Regions from separate parts of the Mus musculus genome. Here regions 2 and 3 are each linked to region 1. A link is a contact called in ENCODE POLR2A ChIA-PET data. All regions are on one chromosome and are shown on one strand. Each heading gives the region's core, a stretch centred on a gene start or an enhancer-like site at or near the end of the contact. The rest is flanking DNA. Distances are from core to core; before and after follow the strand shown.

Region 1 (2,902 bases), core at 277-2,776:
CACCCATTCAAAATATACTTTCTCCCAGCTAATACTTCCTCTGTAATTATGGTGGATTCATAATATTCTATGTCAGCTTCTTTCATCGCAGCAGTGATTCTAAGTATGTGGCTTTTTAAAAAAGACTTATTTATTTTATGTGAATACACGGTCTCTCTCTCTTCAGACACACCAGAAGAGGGCATCAGATCCCCATTACAAATGGTTGTGAGCCACCATGTGGTTGCTGGGACTTGAACTCAGGACCTCTGGAAGAGCAGTCAGTGCTCTTAACCACTGAACCACCTCTCCAGCCTTAAGTATGTGGCTTTATACAGAGATGAATCTCCAGTGCCTAGGACACAGTGGCTGCTCAGTAAAGGTTACTAAACAAAGAACTCTGCCCAGCTCTGCTGTCCTGAACAAGAGAATGGCCAAAAAAACCACGAGAGCTTTGCTAGGATATTTTTTCTCAGTTGGATTTGAGTCCCTGGATTCTTTAAACTTGCCAGAAAGGCAAGTAAATGTTGATGGATGGAAGCTCAGGTCTGTTAGTCAATCCAATTGCTGTGTCTATAATTGATCCTGTCTATGGTCCAAATTACAGCTCAGACAGAGCTAAGGGGGCTTGCAGCTTTTTGTCCTGAGTGTAGGTACACTTCATCAGATGGATAACCCCCCCCCCCCCCCAGGAAGCCTTCTGGATTAACACCAGGCAACCCTTTCCACAAGCACACCCCTGTCTGGCATTTGATGTGCTTATCTAATAAGCTTCGGGTATATGCATGTGTTCACTTAACGCGTAGGTGTGTACATTTATGTTCGAGTTGTGTAAGTGGGTGCCTGTGCGTGTGAGCCCATATGTGTGTTCCTGCCTATAAGAACGCTCACATCCTCCGTTCTGGATCTCTAGCTGTCACCAGGGTCGCCTTCAGTGGGAGGAAAGCTGAAAGCTCTTGTTTCGACGGGGAGGGGTGGGGTTGTCAGGTTGTGCCTACTCACTGACCCGGGAACCAGCATCCACCCGCTGCAGCCGTCTAGTCCCTGGATCTGGGCGGCCCAAACTCGCGGGGTCCCCAAGGTGACCCGTGGCCCCCAGCCCGGGAAGCGCGCACGCTGGATTCCCGCCCCGCCCGCCTGTCCGTCGCCGCTCACCGTGGGCCGCGACGCACGTGGGCAGCCAGAGCACGAGACAGCACCAGCCCGCGGCGCCACGGCTCATCTCCAGGGCCCGTCCCGCCGCCGCCGCCGCCGCCGTCCCGCCGCGATCCCTCGCCCGACTTTAGCCTGACAGCTGCCACGGCCTCCCTCAGGCCCGCTCTCCGCGCCGGTTGGAGCACAGAACGGAGGCCAGCGGCTGATTGGCCGCCACGCCTGTTCGTGTGGCCGCACTTTCCTCCTCTGCGCCCTAGGCCACTTCCTATTGGCCAGGAGAAGTGGAACCGGGCGCTGATTGGCCAAAACTCTTAATAGCAACTGCAGTTCGCGGCCCCGCCCCCGCACTCCTCCTTATAGACGCGCCTCCCGGAACCTGCGGTGGGCGGCTCGCGGGGTTGCGCGGGATCCACGGCTCTCCTCCCCAGGCAGAGACGGGCCTCGCGCGAAGGGGCAGGCGGCACGGCGCCGCCTCGGCCGATAAGGGGCGCTACAGAGCTAGAAGCCGACCCGAGCAAATTTCCTGCGCCCGAGCGGGCCGCGCACCTGTGACCCGGGACACTGTTCCCAACTTCCCAAGCTACCTGTGAAACTCACGGAGCTCCCTCGCCACGGAGCTGAGCAGGTGCAGTGAGATCACTCACCTAAGGTGCTTCTCCTAGCCGGTGTTCAGTACTGATAGCTCATTGCACGTCTACCATGGCGTCTGGGAGCGCGGGCTGAGGCGGGACCTTACCGCACCTTACAAACCAAAAGCACTGCGAGACTCGATGACCCCCGCCAAAGCTAACGCGAGTTCCTAGAGCGTCCCTGGACCTCCGACTCCTCTAGCCGGCTACCTCGGGAGCTAACCATAGAGTGGCGGAAGTGGTCCGGCCCCTTCCTCTCCCGGGCTAACGTCTCGCCAGAAGCTTCTGGGCATTTCTCCGGCGCGGAGCATTGTGGGCTTGGGTGGGCGGCCCCGAGGCGGACAACTGACGAGTTGCGGGTACCTGAAGCCGCTTCCAAGATGATGGTGAGTGTCTCTCCGCGCATCCGCTGCCATCCACGACCCTGCGGCCCTGGCCCGCCATGCGGAGTGTCTACAGTGGCTCGTTTCCGCTCCCCGGCCGGAGGCGGCCTTGATCCAAAACTGAAGCTGTTGGCGAGAGCCGAATGGGGCTCGCGATGCCGCTGGGCCTGGAAACCATGGATCTCATGGTGCTTGGGACCACAGACCTCTTGTTCAGCCTGTTCCCCGTAATGGAGGCTTGGGTTTTCGGAACCGAGTGTGTGTTGAGCTCTGTACCTCTACCATAAGGCCGGGTTACATCGCCCTGGGAGGTGCGGAAGTGAAGGCGCGAGCTTCTAGGCGCACAGAGGCAGCGTGAGGGTCTTTAGGTTGGGCCAAGTGACGCCCTGCCTGGCATTGTGGTCGTTTACGTTCCCGCATGTGGAAAGACAGAATCCTTCGTTCCTGTTGGAACCTGTTCGTTGGGGGCATTTTTAGTTCTCCCGAATGTACTTGGTGCTGGAAAAGGGCAATTGATGTACACAGTACCAAAGATGGGACGACCTGAGTACTTTAGGCAGGAGAGTCTCTTAAAGGTCTGCCTGTAATCCTCCTGCATCACCCTTTATCCCCGACAGCGTCAGATACCTCCCCTGTTCCCCTGTGATAAACCTGAGTTGTTAGTGAGCAATGTCAACTTCCAAGACAGAATCCTGTGCGTTTGGCATCAGCACACTCGTTAAGTTTTGCTTTTTAGTGTCAATCCTTTGTCTGCCT
Region 2 (2,902 bases), core at 134-2,633, 310 kb before region 1:
TTTTATGTGTCTGGATGTTTATCCCACCTGCTAATCGGACAAGTCCTGAGGCTGAGTACCTCGGCCCCTGACTGCTCCAACGTCTTGGGAGTCTGTATTTTTCTTACGAAGTGAGGAGTCATTACCAGAGGTAGTAGGGGCCCGATAGTCTTTGGATTCTTTGTGTGTGTGTGTGTGTCACATTTTTTAAATTTATTTTTTATTAGATATTTTCTTTATACACATTTCAAATGCTATCCCGAAAGTTCCCTATACCCTCCCTCCGCCCTGCTCCCCTACCCACCCACTCCTGCTTCTTGGCCCTGGCATTCCCCTATACTGGGGCATATAAGGTGTCTTTGGATTCTTTATGGAGAATATAGATCAGGTTCCCCTCCTTGCCTAGCCCCCAGAAAGGTACCAGCTAAGTCTAGGGACAGCACTGTCAGGAGCACCCACCTACCTGGAGCATAGCTCAGCACCCGCACACTCGGTTCCTCAGCAGCCAGGACCTGGTAGAGCATGTCTCGGGCAGCCTTCCCCGCACAGTACAGACCCCAGCCTTTGTAGGGCTGCAGGGCACACAGAGATGAGATGTTAACCACAGTCTTGCTCAGGCCAGGGCTATCCTGGAAGGCATTCAAGGTGCCGGAAGTCAAACAGAGCATGGAGGTCAGGTTCAGAGCCCAGTAGTTGTTCACCTCAGCTAGGTCATTCACGTTGAGGAAGCCTTTGGAAACATCCCCAAGAGTGGCTGAAAAAAAAAAAAAACGGGACCAAAGAAATGACACAACTGGGGCACTCTTCTCCCTCAGCCTTCCACAGTTCCTCCTCATAGGCTATCTCTCTGCCCCAGCTCTGCAGACACCCCTAATGCAAGCAAAGAATACTGTAGTAAAGCAGAGTGATTTGTTCAAAAAGTCTTGACTCACACATCCGCCAGGAGGCACTGTCGCCCCGTAGTGACACTGATACACCCTCCCTCCTCTTGGACTTTGGACTTTTAGGGACTTGCCCTTCACCTACCCAAAAGCCTATGAGGTAAGAGCTCGCAGCCGGGGTCTGGACGGGACTCTCACCTGCGTTGTTGATGAGCAGCAGGCGCTGCAGCCCCTCGGGCCTCGGGAGCTCGCGTACTGCGCTCAGCAACCGCTGCACGCCAGCCTCGGTGCCCAGATCGGCGGCTGCCAGCACCACTTTCAGGTCAGGCTGCTGAGCGCCCAGCTCCTCCTTCAGTTGCCGCAGCATCGACTCACTGCGTGCGCTTACGAGCATCACGGAACCGGGAGACAGCAACCGGGCCAGCTGCGGGGCCAGGGCGCGACCAAAGCCCCGGGAGGCCCCGGTCAACACGCACACAGCGCAGCCCAGCCCGCCTGCCTCCATGCCTGGAACTCAGACTCATGCGCAGCTACTGAACCAGGACGGGGCGGAGCCTATTCTTGGCTTGGGACGGCGGAAGTTCGGGCCAGAATCCACTGGTGTTTGGGCGGGGGAAAAAAAAGCCAGGCAGCCGGGCCTCGGCAGGAAATCCTAATCCCCTTCCCAGCGCTTCCGGGTTCCCCTTGAGCGCCACTCCCACAAACTCAGCCCCTTTCTGAGAGGCGCGTTCTCAATTTCCACCCTGTTCCAGGATCAGCTTCCTCCTCCAGGGTTAAGGTTTGTCTTTATCCATACAGGACATACCAGTTAGAGACCAGTGACAGCCTTGGATGAAGTGTGTAGAGCTTGTGGTCCCTTTGCACTCTGATTAACAGAAGCCTTCTCTGGAAAAGCACAGCAGCTTCCCCAGGAGGTGCTAGGCAGACAGAACCAGAAAATGAAGAGCACACACAGGGGAAGAGAAAGGCTGAGAATCACAACAATCTCACGAACAAGACTCATCACCGTCAGTGAAAACGCTTGGTTCCTTGGGACCTGTGTACTTATCCTTCAACCTGCGTCATGCACTCTAGAAACAACTTCATAATCTCAAATGGGAAAGAAAAATATCCCAGCTCTCTGGAGATGTCTGAGGAGGACAGCAGAGAAAGACATAGAGATTGCTTTGATCCATTTTTAGTCTGAGGTGAGCTAGAGTCCATCGGAATTACAGGCAGGCAGGCCAGCGGCTAGCTCCTCTTTGTTTCAGAAAGTTCAAGTGGTAGGACTAGTCACTTAGCCTGGTCAGATTGGGAAACCAGCAATCAGTAGGGGCCATTCTCAAGTTCCAATTTTTTTTTTTTAAATTGAATGAGGCTTTTGTCCTAGGCCAACGAAATAGGGGACCTAGAGCGATGCAAATCCTGTAGGCCTATATGAGAAGAGAGCCGGAATGTCTCTCTATAGGTTTTTAAAAAACACTGTCTTGTGCCAAATCAACACGTCATTAATGCCTTTTCTCTATGCCAAAGTTCCCTTTCAGCAGAACTGTATATTTAAAACTACTTACTTACCACTAATCTATTGGATTTGTTATCTTATTTCCAAAGTAGTTGAAGGATCTTCAACAGACATAGTGAGTTCAAGGCCATCATGCTGAGTTTGAACCCCAGAACCGACATTAAAAACACTAAGTGTGACCAGGCAATGGTGGTGCTCCTAGCACACAGGAGGTAGAGGCAGAGGCAGGAGGATTTCTGTAAGTTTGCATCAGCCTGGTTTACAAAGCCAGTTCTAGGACAGACAGCCAGGGCTACACAATGAAACCCTTTCTGAGCCACGTGGCTGCAATGAAACCTTTAATCCCAGCAGTCTGGATACAGCAGTAGGAGACTCCGAGCTTGAGGCCAGTCTGGTCTACAGAGTGAGTTCCAGGCCAGGCAGGGCTACACAATGAGAAACGCTGTCTCAAAAACAAAAAACAAAATTAAAAAACAAAAAACAAAAGCAAAACTTTTTGAAAGATGGACAGGCATAAAGAACTATACACATTGTCCTCTGG
Region 3 (2,902 bases), core at 147-2,646, 300 kb before region 1:
GTGTGTCCTTGTGCACATGCACATGTGTGCTCAACTTTATATGTGCATTGTTCACATCTACACATGTACAAATGTCAATTCACAGATGCTGAACACCTGGACTTTTAGACACAGGCATCCGAAAGGCCATTGAACTTGAAATGCACCTGGCACACGCCTTTAACCAGGAGGAAGAGGAGGGGATGGGTCTTAGTGAGTTCTGGGCCAGCCTGGTCTACAGAGTGAGTTACAGGATAGTCAGAGCTCAATATAGAAACACTGTCTCAAAAAAAAAACATGAAAAAAGGGAAGTGTATATGTCTCCATCTTCAAGTGCTGAGTCTTCTCTGCACTCTGGGGAATAAACTCAGATCTCACATGGGAAGCAGGCACTGTAAGCACAGAAAAGGTCATTATGCCAGCCTTCTTGTGCTTCTAAATCTCTCCCACTCTTGACTTGCAGCCCAGCCAACTCTCATTGAGGACCCGAGGACCAGGAACAGCAAGGTGTCTATGCGACTTCTTCCAGGGACCTTTCCCTGGGCAGCCCAAGTATGAATGGTATTTTGTTCCTTTATTATGGCGTGCATAGAAAAAAGGAAGGACAGGGTGTTGCTACAGAGCGGCCAGAAGGGGGCAGGATAACATCAGTTTATAACTACTGCAGAGCCAAAAGATTGGAACTTGAGAGGGGTGCCCTCTGATGGTTGGCTTCCCAGTCCGCCCTAGCTAAGAACTGCCTAGTCCTACCACTTGAACTTTCTGAAACAAAGAGGAGCTAGCCGCTAGCCTGCTTGCCTGTAATTCCGATGGACTCTAGCTCACCTCAGACTAAAAATGGATCAAAGCAATCTCTATGTCTTTCTCTCCTGTCCTCCTCAGACATCTCCAGAGAGCTGGGATATTTTTCTTTCCCATTTGAGATTATGAAGTTGTTTCTAGAGTGCATGACACAGGTTGAAGGATAAGTACACAGGTCCCAAGGAACCAAGCGTTTTCACTGACAGTGATGAGTCTTGTTCGTGAGATTGTTGTGATTCTCAGCCTTTCTCTTCCCCTGTGTGTGCTCTTCATTTTCTGGTTCTGTCTGCCTAGCACCTCCTGGGGAAGCTGCTGTGCTTTTCCAGAGAAGGCTTCTGTTAATCAGAGTGCAAAGGGACCACAAGCTCTACGCAGGCAAGGACTTCATCCAAGACTGTCACTGGTCTCTAACTGGTATGTCCTGTATGGATAAAGACAAACCAACCCTGGAGGGGGAAGCTGATCCTGGAACAGGGTGGAAATTGAGAAAGGGGCTGAACTTATGGGAGTGGCGTTCAAGGGGAACTTAGAAGCACTAGGAAGGGGACTGGGATTTCCTGCTGAGCCATGGCTCCCTGGCTATTCGTCACTTTTTTCACCCAAACACGAGTGGATGCTGGCCTGAACTTCCACTGTCCAAAGCCAAGGATAGGCTCCGCCCCACGCTGGTTAGGTAGCAGCCCATGAAGTTGAGCTCCAGACAAAGAGTGTGGCAGGCTGGGAAGCGCTGTGTGCGTGCTGACCGGGGCCTCCTGGGGCTTTTGTCCCGCCCTGGCCCCGCAGCTAGCCCGGTTGCAGTTACCGGGTTCGGTGATGCTCCTAAACGCACGCTGTGAGTTCGTGCTGTGGCAACTGAAGGAGGAGCTGGGCTCGCAGCAGCCGGGCCTGCACCCGCTCCACACACCACTCTGGCAGCTGCGGGCACCGAGGCCGGCATGCAGCGGTTGCCTCTGAGCGCGATGCTGAGCTCCCGAGGCCCGAGGGGCTGCAGCGCCTGCTGCTCATCAACAACGCAGGTGAGACTCCGGTCCAGACCCCGGCTGCGAGCTCTCACCTCATCGCCTTTTGGGTAAGAGGAGGGCAAGTTCGCAAAAGTCCAAAGTCCAAGAGGGTGTACCAGTGTCACTGATGAGTGACAGTGCCTCCTGGCGGGTGTGTGAGTCAAGACTTTTTGAACAAATCTCTCTGCTTTACTAAAGAGCATTCAGGAGTAGTCTTAGCTTGCATTAGGGGTGTCTGCAGAGCTGGGGCAGAGGGATAGCAAACGCCTATGGGGAGGAACTGAGGAAGGCTGAGGAAGAAGAGCGCCCCAGTTGTGCCATTTCTTTGGTCCTGTTTTTTTTTTGTTGTTGTTGTTTGTTTTTGTTTTTGTTTTTCAGCCACTCTTGGGGATGTTTCCAAAGGCTTCCTCAACGTGAATGACCTAGCTGAGGTGAACAACTACTGGGCTCTGAACCTGACCTCCATGTTCTGTTTGACCTCCGGCACCTTGAATGCCTTCCGGGATAGCCCTGGCCTGAGCAAGACTGTGGTTAACATCTCATCTCTGTGTGCCCTGCAGCCCTACAAGGGCTGGGGTCTGTACTGTGCGGGGAAGGCTGCCCGAGACATGCTCTACCAGGTCCTGGCTGCTGAGGAACTGAGTGTGCGGGTGCTGAGCTATGCTCCAGGTAGGTGGGTGCTCCTGACAGTGCTGTCCCTAGACTTAGCTGGTACCTTTCTGCCACACCACCTCCAATAGGATCTGTGTGACAAGTGCCACAGAGTGAGGAGATTGACCTCAAAATGGGGAGGCCTCCTGGAAGCCATTATGGAACTCTTTGCCGGAGAAAAAATTATTGAGCTGTAGTTCTCATGGTGATCTATCTGTTTTGTTTTTTCTTATTCCTTTTCTTATTTACATGTTCTGATAGCCTAGACCAAGATCTTAAGTGAGAATAATGGGTCAGAAACCATCCCTAGAGATAAGGTCACTACAGGACCTTATCCCCAGGGAAGCCAACACTTTACTTTGTAAATCATTTACAAAACTATGATGATAGATAAAAACTTTCCCAACAGCCGGGCGTGGTGGGGCATGCCTTTAATCCCAGCACTCAGGAGGCAGAGGGAGGCAGATTTC

What was found. ChIA-PET counts read pairs that join two places held with the same protein, here RNA polymerase II (POLR2A).
Region 2: POLR2A ChIA-PET joins it to region 1 with 17 read pairs in embryonic stem cell. The contact joins the promoter of Spr here to the promoter of Cct7 in region 1. POLR2A ChIA-PET finds 5 or more read pairs at or near these places in 4 of 5 experiments (Patski and embryonic stem cell).
Region 3: POLR2A ChIA-PET joins it to region 1 with 12 read pairs in embryonic stem cell. The contact joins the enhancer-like site here to the promoter of Cct7 in region 1. POLR2A ChIA-PET finds 5 or more read pairs at or near these places in 3 of 5 experiments (Patski and embryonic stem cell).

The regions. Positions count from the first base shown.
Region 1 is chr6:85,449,979-85,452,880 of GRCm38, forward strand. It overlaps Cct7 (chaperonin containing Tcp1, subunit 7 (eta)), which reads left to right and starts at 1,527. Exons shown (of 12, transcript NM_007638.4): 1 at 1,527-2,149. The coding sequence starts at 2,144. Pradc1 (protease-associated domain containing 1) reads right to left here and starts at 1,324. Exons shown (of 5, transcript NM_001163427.1): 1 at 1,135-1,324. The coding sequence starts at 1,201.
Region 2 is chr6:85,136,381-85,139,282 of GRCm38, forward strand. It overlaps Spr (sepiapterin reductase), which reads right to left and starts at 1,384. Exons shown (of 3, transcript NM_011467.2): 1 at 1,059-1,384; 2 at 443-733. The coding sequence starts at 1,365. It overlaps Gm10444 (a long non-coding RNA gene), which reads left to right and starts at 1,554. Exons shown (of 3, transcript XR_001785286.2): 1 at 1,554-2,047.
Region 3 is chr6:85,153,520-85,156,421 of GRCm38, forward strand. It overlaps the pseudogene Spr-ps1. Among named protein-coding and RNA genes, the nearest start is that of Gm33200, 11 kb to the right of the region's middle. Within about 2 kb of position 1,397, at least 1 of the 3 ENCODE cell types and tissues checked has a DNase peak (open chromatin) inside an H3K27ac peak, as active enhancers do.